Regions from separate parts of the Homo sapiens genome. Here region 1 is linked to region 2. A link is a contact called in ENCODE Hi-C or POLR2A ChIA-PET data. All regions are on one chromosome and are shown on one strand. The core of a region is the stretch at or near the end of the contact, and the rest is flanking DNA. Distances in the headings are between cores, read along the strand shown.

Region 1 (4,721 bases), core at 1,511-4,010, 40 kb before region 2:
TTTACAGTCACACAGCAACCTGTGTACATGAATGATTATAGCAGCTTTATTTGTAATTGCCCAAAACTGGGAATGACCCAAATGTCCTTCAATGGATAAGTGGTTAAACAAACAGTGGTGCATCCGTAACATGGAATATTCTGCAGCAATACAAAGGAATGAACTATTGACACATACAGCAGTCTTCATGAATTTCCAGAGATGTCAGGCAAAAGATACCACATATAGGATTATTCCATTTATAGAACGTTCCTAAAATGACAAAGTTATATTAGTGCAGAACAAATTGTTGGGTGCCAGGGTTAAGGAGTGTTACTGTGGGAGGAAAGTGGATGTGGTTATTTTTATGCCTTTTTGGGCAGCATAAGGGTTTCCTCGAGATGGAAATGTTCTCTGTCTTGACTGTACCAGTCTTAATGGTCGTCATATTGTACTACAGTTTTGTGAGATGTCAGTGATGGGGCTCAGAATGCAATACCCCAAATTACGGCACCTTGGCATGCTGAGTATCTCAAGCTGAAGGAAATTGTGTCTCTCTGACCGTCTCCTGCTTTTCTGCCTTGAAGGAAGCCATAAGAGAATTCTCTGACCTACCTCCCCCAAAAGCGGGTCATAGGATCCTCATTCCAGAGGCCAAGAAGAATCTGAACAAACGGGCCTTGGCAAGTTGCCCCCAGTTTATTACCATTAAGTTGCACCTGCTTTTTGTCTAAGCATATTTTTACATGACTGTTCATTCTTCATCAAACCCAAGCATAAAAAATAGACAGATTTGCCTGTTTCTTTGGGTTTTTGTTTCTGAAGGCTCACTTGTCACATAAAACCTTTTGTTAAATAGATGTGTGTCATGCTTTATCTTATTAACCTGTCTTTGTGATTGGGGCCATACGTGCAAGGTTCATCCATGCGCCTTGCAATGGGTGAGGAAAAGATACTACCTTCCCCCCCACCCCGCCCTGACATCAGTGTCCTGGGAAAGTGAGTGCACGGTGCCTGTACCCTTTGTGATGCATTGAGTGGTGACATGCTGACTCTCAGGAGGTCGTAAAGGAGGAGGAAGGTAAAGTCAGAGGCAGTGTGGGGGCAGAGGGAGTGAGGGCAGTCAGTTCAAGTTAGAAGATGTTTGTTTTCTTTTTAGAGACAGGGTCTTGCTCTGTGGTCCAGGCTAGAGTGCAGTGGCACAATCACAGCTCACTGCAGCCTTGACCTCTGGGCTCACCTCCCGAGTAGCTGGTACCATGCTGGTGGCATGCACCACCATGCCAAGCTAATTTTTTATTTTTTGTAGAGACAAGAGTCTCCCTATTATTGCCCAGGCTTGTCTTGAACTCCTGGGCTCCAGTGATCCTCCTACCTCAGCCTCCCAAAGTGCTGGGATTACAGGTGTGAGCCACTGTGCCTGGCCGATGCTTGGATTTTGATTCAAAGTGTCCTGGGCTCAGTAAGATTTCAGGGGAGGTGTTCAGCATTTGGACATTGCAGAATGGACCCATCAGCATGTGGTCGTCATTGGGCCCCTGAGATGAGCTGAGAATCAGGAGGGTAGAGACTGCTGTCTACACCCTGCAGCCCCAGCCCCCCAGGAACGAAGCTGTCGTCCAACGTCAGCCTTGTTGCTGGGGACAGTGGAGATCATATCCCCACCCCGGGAACCCTGGGGCTGCTCGAGAAGAGGATGCTATGAAGAGCTGACTGTTTTGGTGATTAAAAGGAGTGTTTAAAACAACCGGGCCTCATTCTGGGTTGCATGCTGTCAGAGAGAGCCAGGACAACTCCATCACTGGATGTCCCCATAAATCTAAGCTGGCCAGGAATCAGCATGACCCATTTTAGCCAAGAGGGGTCGGTTAGCCTCCTCTCCATCTATGCTTAGACATAGGTATGAGGGGCCTGGCCTTGTGTCTGAGGGACCTCTGCAAAAGGTTTTATGTGCAAGAGGAGAAGGCCCTCCCTGCCAGCTCCCAGGTCTCCTGGGCTGCACCTATCTCAAGTTCCCTTTCCCACGTCAAAGAATAGGAGAAAGGACATTCAGCAGCGTTTGAGAGACAACGCGCGCACCCCACGGCCCAGGCTTCCTGCACTCCTGGCAAGGGGCAGGGCGGGGCTCGGCCAGCGTAGTCATTGCCCATGGAATCTCAAACACTGGGTTGCTTTTCACCGAGGCCACGCGCCAGCGACTCTGAAGCCTCCTCTCCTCCAGCGGATCGTGGCCCGCGGCTTCTCGCCCTCGCTTGCACGCTTTGCCCAAGAACTCTTCCCGGGGCAGAGAAGTTGTGGAAACAAGCGGCTGGCCCGACGGCGGAGAAAGCGGGCTGCGGGGCTGCAGGTCAGCGTGATGGAAGAGAGGAAGGCGCACGGCGGGTGGAATAAACGCGCATGGGTGTGAGGACGGAGACGCCCCGAGGGGCTGAACGCGCGGAGCATCGGAGTGAGGGAGCGACCCCTAAGGACGCCTTCTAAGGGGCTCACAGGCCCAAACACAGCGGGGCAGCCTGATCGGCGCCCCAGCCAGAAAGGCGGGGACAGAGCCCTCACTCCCTCTCCTCCCCAAAAGAAAATAATGCAACGAGACGGAAGACTTCTCGCCCGGCTGTGCGTTTTTATTGGCGCGTCTGCAGCGACCCCCAGCGGGGAGACCAAGGGTGTGGCCGGGGCGACCCTCAGCGCACCTGGGCCAGGTTGTGCCTCTTGTACAGCAGCGCGCGTCTCTTCTCGCGATTGCGCACGAAGACGCGCAGCCGCGCGGTAGGGAAGGTCACGGGCGCGGGCCGCGAACAGGCCGGGCCCTCCTCTGTTAGCCACGGGCACTGCAGGCAGCTGGACGCGCAGGGCCGGCCCCTGGGACGGACATAGGCTCAGCACGTGGCCCAGCGGCGGGAGGGGTGTGGGGAAGGCAAGTGGAAAAGGGGAGAGGGGGAAGGGAGAGTACCGAGGGGAAAGGGAGTGGGGGGGCGGGGCGGGGCGGGACGGAAGGAGGAGGGGGCGGGACGGGAGGAGGGGGCGGGGAGAAGGAGGAGGAGAGGGGCGCGCCTTACCAGGGCTGGGCGCACAGAGTGCTGCGCAGGAAGGCCACGGCGCCCCCGGACAGCCCCGCGTAGCAGCGGCTCAGCCGGACCAGCCCCTTGCGCAGTCCTCTCTGCAGGTCGCGTGCACCCTCGCTGCTCACCGGGTACTCGGCGCTCAGCCTGCGCAGGTGGCGGGTGCACGGGCCCTGAGGTCACCCTCCTTGGGTAGACCAGGGCGGAGGGGGAGGGGATGCAGGAGCACTGAGGTCACCCTCGGGTGGCCGGTGCAGGGGCCGTGAGGTCATCCTCGGGTGGACGAGGGTGCAGGGGCCGTGAGGTCACCCTCAGGTGGACGGGGGTGCAGGGGCCCTGAGGTCACCCTCGGGTGGAGGGGGGAGACTGCCCCGCCCACCTAGCAACCCCCAGACAGGTTGGAGGACTCACATGATGAAGGCTGTCACACCGATGGCCCAGATGTCTGTCTGTGGAACAGCCCCCTGGCCCTCCAGGAGCTCTGGAGCTGGGAGGGGCACATGTGGTTGGGCTCAGGTGGAGGGACACAGGTGGTGGGCATGAGTGAGTGGTCCCAGGTGGGATAGGTGGGGCACAGGTGTGTGGGCCAGGTGTGTGGCTGAGTGGGTGGCAGTGGAGCTGGGAGAGAGGACAGCACTGGAGGAGAGGGGGCTTCTTCCTGCCCCCCGCCCCAGGTGAGGTCCCCCCAACTGTCCACACACGCACCCATGGTCTCTAGGTAGTCCTTGAACTTGTCTGAGGGCAGCACCTTCTCCTGGCTGAGGCTCTGTGCATTGCCCAGGTCCACGACCTTGAGCAGGTTGTATTCGGTGATGATCATGTTCTCGGACCTCAGGTCCAGGTGCAGGATGTGCTGGTTGTGCAGGTACTGGGTGGCACTCAACATCTGCCACAGGTAGTCCTTCACCTCGGATTCTGAGTAGGAGGCCCTGGGGGGCAGAAGCTGCTCAGCCCAGGCTCCGGGGTGGGGGCCACCAGGGCCAGGGCTGAGACTACTCCCCGTGGACTGGGAGGGGCACTGGCTGTGCAGAGGGGCCTGGTCCTCCAGCCCCACCCCAGAGGCCTGGGTCCATCAGTCCATCAGTCCGTCCATCAGCTCAACCACACCACCCCAGGCCACCCTCACCTCTCGGCCAGGCAGGGGAGCAGCTCGGGCCCAGAGCACAGCTCCAAGATGAGCACCAGGTGCCGGGGGCTGAGGTAGGCTGCGTGCAGCTGGGCCAGGTGCGGGTGGCGCAGGCCCTTGAGGGCCTCGTATTCGCGCAGCACTGCTGTCTTGTCCTTGGGGTGGTAGGGGATGATCTTGGCGGCCAGCGCCCGCCCGCTGGCCTTCTCCCAGCATTGCCGCACCACGCTGAAGCGGCCCCTGCTCAAGGGGACAGCGGTCAGGCTGGTGGGTGGTCCCCTCCCATTCCCCGATTCCCAACACTCAGAGCAGCAGGAGCCCAGTTCAGCGAGATGGTGGGTGTGGGGGCATGGGTGGTCAACAAGGGGGGGTCCAGGCCCTGGCCCCACCCGCCTGCAGCCCCCCAGGCCACTGCACCTCTGGATCTGTGTCTGGAATGCGAAGGTCTTTGTGCTGGGCAGGGGTTGGGCTGACCGCCCCTGGCTCTCCTCCTCAGAGGCTGTGGGAGGAGGGGCAGATGATAAGAGGGGGTGAAGAGGGCATCCCCACAGCCCCAG
Region 2 (4,370 bases), core at 1,576-4,075:
ATCGGTGCGGGAGTCTCGCCGGGGCTTGCAGATTACCAGGTGGTTGCGGAAGAGGAACACGTGACGGTTGTGGCCCTTCCAGGGCATGCGGGCCCCCGGTGCACCCTCCCACACGATGAAGTGGCCCTGGGGGAGGGTGTGGGCTGCGGTCAGCCTGTGGTGGGCCAGATTGCCCAGCGGTGCAGGCCCCACAGCCACCCAGGTACCCAGTGCTCTGCCCAACTCATGCACACACCGCCACCTCCTGGCAGCCCCAGATACAAGCCCCCAGCACCCCAATACCCACCCACATCACATGCATCTCCCGGCCCCGGCCCCTGGCCCTCCCCAACCTGGCGGATGGGCTCGCCCAGGGCCTGCAGGGTGCCTGGGTAGTTCTCCATGAGGGACACGTGCAGCTTGTTCTCAGCGCGCTGTGGCAGGGCAGACACCACGGCATAGGCCTGCTCCAGCAGCGCGCAGTTCTGTCTGTTCCGCGCCTTGTTGCGGATCAGCTCCTGGGGCCGGGGCGAAGGTCAGGGCTTAGAATGCTCCACAGGCTGGAACCCAAGAGACCCAGCCTGGGCAGAGGAGGCGGGGCAGGGGAGGTGGTGCCCACCTTCAGCAAGGCCTGGTAGCGCTGCACCCGCTCCACTGGCTGCTCCAGGTAGTGCTGCAGAGGTGGTGGCGGGGGCTGAGAGGGGTCCCCTGCCAACAGGGCCTCCTCCGCGTATTTCTGTGGGAACCAGGAGGGTGGGTTTTAGGGCAGGAGTGCAAGGCCCACTGATGGCTGTGTCCCTGAGAGCTGGAGGGTGGGTCCCCAGGGTGCACACACAGCCTACACCCCAGGTGACAGCTGTCATCACCTCCTGACAGGTGACAAGCACAGGACTTGGGCTGCTGAAGTGGCCTTCCCAGAAGCACAGGGCTGCAAAAGCAGCTCCACCCGCATTTCTGAACTGAGGCCCAAGGGGGGTGCAGGGAGGCTGTGGGCAGTGGCGAGGTCGGGGAAGATGAGCGCAGGCTCTGATGTGGGCAGAACAGGATGAACCTTGGAGGACGCCTGGGCTCAGTGAGCCTTCAAAGGGAGCCAAGGGCAGGCACTGAGGTTCAGGAGCCCATGAGTTCAGGCATGGGCACCTTGTAGAACTCCTGGATGGCCGTGCTGACGACCACCGACTCAGCCTGCACACGCCCCACCAGGAACTCCAGGTACTGCTCAAAGGCCGCCTGGTTCTTGATGAAGCACATGGCCACGTCGTCGTCCGTGTCGCACTGCTGCAACTCCTGCAGGAAGCTGCTGTGAAGGGGGATGGCATCAGGACTCAGCCTGCGCCCCATAGCCTGGCCCTGAGCCCTCACCTCTGGGAGGAAGCTGGCCCCTGCACAAGGGCTGGGGCCCTGTGGCTCCTGGGGTCTGTGAGAGTGTGCGTGCAGACATGTGTGGGCATGCAAATAAGTGCTTGTGTGCCGTGTATGAAAGCTCACATGAATATTACATATGTACATGTATGTGGGCGTGCACATTTGTGGAGGCATGTAAATGTGTATGAGCACACATGTGGTTGCATACACAGGCAGGTGGTGGAGGAAGGAGGTGTTGTATGCTATACGCATGCGTGCATGTATTAAAGTGTGCAGATAAAAGGGTGTGCATGTACATGCTGGGTGTGCACATGTGTGCAGAAGTGCATATGCATAGATGTGCAGAGATAGTGTGGGGGCATGTACATATGTGTGTCCATGTGTATAACATATATACATGTACACAGGCATATATGCGTGTGCACGTCTATAGGCATGCACTGTGTGCACATAGGTGATGTGCACGTGTATGTGGGTGTATGTACTGTGTGCATGTGTGTGCATTTACAGATGTGCACATGTGCCATGCACATGGGTGTATGCTGTTAAAGGCTGCACCTGTACACATGTATGTGTTCATGTGTGCACACGTGTGAGGGTGTGCATGCACTTGGGCCTGCGCACATGCCAGTTAGCAGTTGGTGCACCGCAGGCCTTCCCATGAGTAAGCCAGGTACACATGTCTGGGTTTCTGAGGGGAGGGGTGCTGAGGGATAAATCAAGTCAGCACAGGTTCTCTCCCCCCTTGGCTCCAACCCACCTGCAGGAGGCCTGGCCCTACAGTGTGTCCATGCATGGACGTGTGTGTGTGTGTGTGTGTGTGTGTGTGTGTGTGGCCCCACCCACCCACCTGCTGTGGAAGCGGCCGATGTCCCGCACATTGCGGAAGATGACTGCCTTCTGGCCGGCCACAGCTATGGGCACGTGGGGGCAGCGCTCCAGGTGCTGCAGGTGGTGGCTCTGCAGGAACTGCAGCTCCTCCACGAAGGCCTGCTCAGAACTCAGCAGCTCCTGGATCACAGAGCTGGGCAGGAGGGGGCTGCCGTAAGGGACCACGGAGCTCCTGCTTCCCGTGCAGGGACTGTGGGCCACGAGGCCCCCACTCCCTCAGCTGCTAGATGGGAGCGCCTCCTGCTGCGCAGCCTGTTGCCTGCTCGCAGGAAGTGGGAGAGCAGGTGGAGAGAGGCTCCCTCTTGGACAAGGCCGGCCCCAACATCAGGAAGCCACCCAGATGGGTCCTGCCAGCACGAGGCTGGGAGGGCAGCTGCGGGAACCCAGGCAGCTCTGGGCCTGCTCTGCTGTCCTCGGCCCCCACCCGTCCCTAACAGGCTCACACAGGAGCGCTGTTTCAGAGGCCCCCGCAGAGGAATCAGCATGGCCATGACCCCAAGACCTCCAGGGTTAGGTCCTGGACCCAGAGCCAGGGCAAGCGGCCTGCTTCTTTGGGAGACTGTCCAGCTGGTGGGATGCCAGTGCCACCACCTCCGGCCCGGCAGTCACTCACCTCAGCCTTGCCTTGTATTCGTCTTCAGACACAGCCTCCCCAGGGAACTCAGGGGCCTCAGCGGCCCCCCACTCAGGTGACAGCTGGTGAGGGACAGGAGTTTTCTGTTGGGGTACTGAGCTCTGGCCCTGCCCCGCGGGGATCGGGCTCTCGCCCCTCAAATTGGGACGACCCTGCTAGGGGCCTCCGGGACCCCTGAGGACCCCTCCTGCCTGGCCATTCAGATACCTTGAGCCTCCTGTCCAGGTAGGCTGGTGACACCCAGCCCTGCCGTGAGGGGCTGGACTTGGTGGGCTTGGTGCGGACAAGCCAGCGCAGTGGGTGGGCTGCATCCAGGACCTCCACATACTGGCCTTCCCGCAGCGTGATGGCATCCTGCTCAGCCCCTAGGGGCAGGTAGTCAGCGGTGACCACGTAGATGTCAAAGATCTGAGAGAGGGATGGGGGTGCTGAAGTGGTGAGACCCGGGAGGTGCCAGCCGGGCCTGCCGAGATCCTAAGCCACAGGGCAGGGATCCCCAGAGTCAGCGTGCACACGCCCAGTTCCCCCTCCACGCAGAACAGCGGGAATGTGGGAGACCTCCCCTGCCCCACCCCCAACCTTAGAGGTCACCACAGCCCCAGGGTCTCCAGGCCTGGACTGCCTACACTCAGTTACTTGTTTACCTTCTCCCCATCTCCACACCCACCCCAAGCCCTAACAGGGTGCCTGGTACACTGAGGCCTGAGACACATTCTCCATTGAAGGAACAAAGGAGTGAATGAATGAATCAAACAAATGGCTCTCCCAGAAGGCAAGTCTCTGCCGGGCCCCGTGAGGAGAAGACCCTGTTCTCACCAGTTCCTGCCTCCTATGCACCTTGGTGCGGTCCCACCTCCCTAGAGTCCCATGGGGGTCCTGCCTCCTGAGTCCCTCTCCACCCTGCACCTTCTCTTCAGGAAGGTCAGGGCCTCTCCCTGCCCTGCTCCCAGAGGGTTCCAGCCGCCCACCTCGCCTCGGGCATCGCCGTCCTCTGACTCTGAGGAAGACTCCTGGATGCTGGAGGATGGCCGTGATCGGCCATGGCGGGGGGATGCAGATGGTGTCTTGGAGTCCTCATCACTGTCACCTCCGGGCACCTGCAGCTTGGCTGGGGGTGCAAGGATCATGACACCCTGGCCTGCCTCTGGCTCTCCAGGGCTCAGGGGAAGGGCAAACACCCCAGACACACCCCAGGGACCCTGGCACATGGGCTGCTGCCCCTCACCCTGCGTGATCTTGGCCGATACCATCTCAGTGATCTGGGAGGTCAGTTTCTGCAGGAACTCCTCTGTGCCCACCTCAGCGAGGGACAGGTGGCCGAGGGCCTCCTTGGCAGCCAGAGGCTCTTCTGCGGATACAAACGCTCTGCTCAGGTGGCTGCGTGCCCCTCGGATGTATACCAGGCACCCCATGCCATAGGCCCATGTTGGGCCCTGGGAGCCGATGGTGAACAAAGAGCCAAGGCCTCCCCCGCATAGTGCTGATGTCCAGCAGGGAGATG

The links. Hi-C counts contacts between places; a loop is a spot of excess contacts on that map. ChIA-PET counts read pairs that join two places held with the same protein, here RNA polymerase II (POLR2A).
Region 1: a loop to region 2 is called in a map of breast epithelium, with 23 times the contacts of the local background. The contact joins two enhancer-like sites. A Hi-C loop is called at or near these places in 1 of 168 maps with a recorded cell type or tissue (breast epithelium). POLR2A ChIA-PET finds 5 or more read pairs at or near these places in 3 of 52 experiments (H1, PC-9 and WTC11).

Annotation. Positions count from the first base shown.
Region 1 is chr1:228,376,735-228,381,455 of GRCh38, reverse strand. It overlaps OBSCN (obscurin, cytoskeletal calmodulin and titin-interacting RhoGEF), which reads right to left. Exons shown (of 116, transcript NM_001386125.1): 111 at 4,582-4,663; 112 at 4,165-4,404; 113 at 3,744-3,967; 114 at 3,450-3,525; 115 at 3,036-3,185; 116 at 2,580-2,838. The coding sequence ends at 2,661. Among named protein-coding and RNA genes, the nearest start is that of TRIM11-AS1, 15 kb to the left of the region's middle. RefSeq lists an enhancer at 2,789-2,858. Within about 2 kb of position 2,760, at least 19 of the 41 ENCODE cell types and tissues checked have a DNase peak (open chromatin) inside an H3K27ac peak, as active enhancers do.
Region 2 is chr1:228,336,851-228,341,220 of GRCh38, reverse strand. It overlaps OBSCN (obscurin, cytoskeletal calmodulin and titin-interacting RhoGEF), which reads right to left. Exons shown (of 116, transcript NM_001386125.1): 76 at 4,095-4,217; 77 at 3,838-3,977; 78 at 3,077-3,277; 79 at 2,849-2,931; 80 at 2,195-2,368; 81 at 1,120-1,276; 82 at 599-715; 83 at 333-497; 84 at 1-126. Among named protein-coding and RNA genes, the nearest start is that of TRIM11-AS1, 55 kb to the left of the region's middle. RefSeq lists an enhancer at 1-153. Within about 2 kb of position 2,825, at least 2 of the 41 ENCODE cell types and tissues checked have a DNase peak (open chromatin) inside an H3K27ac peak, as active enhancers do.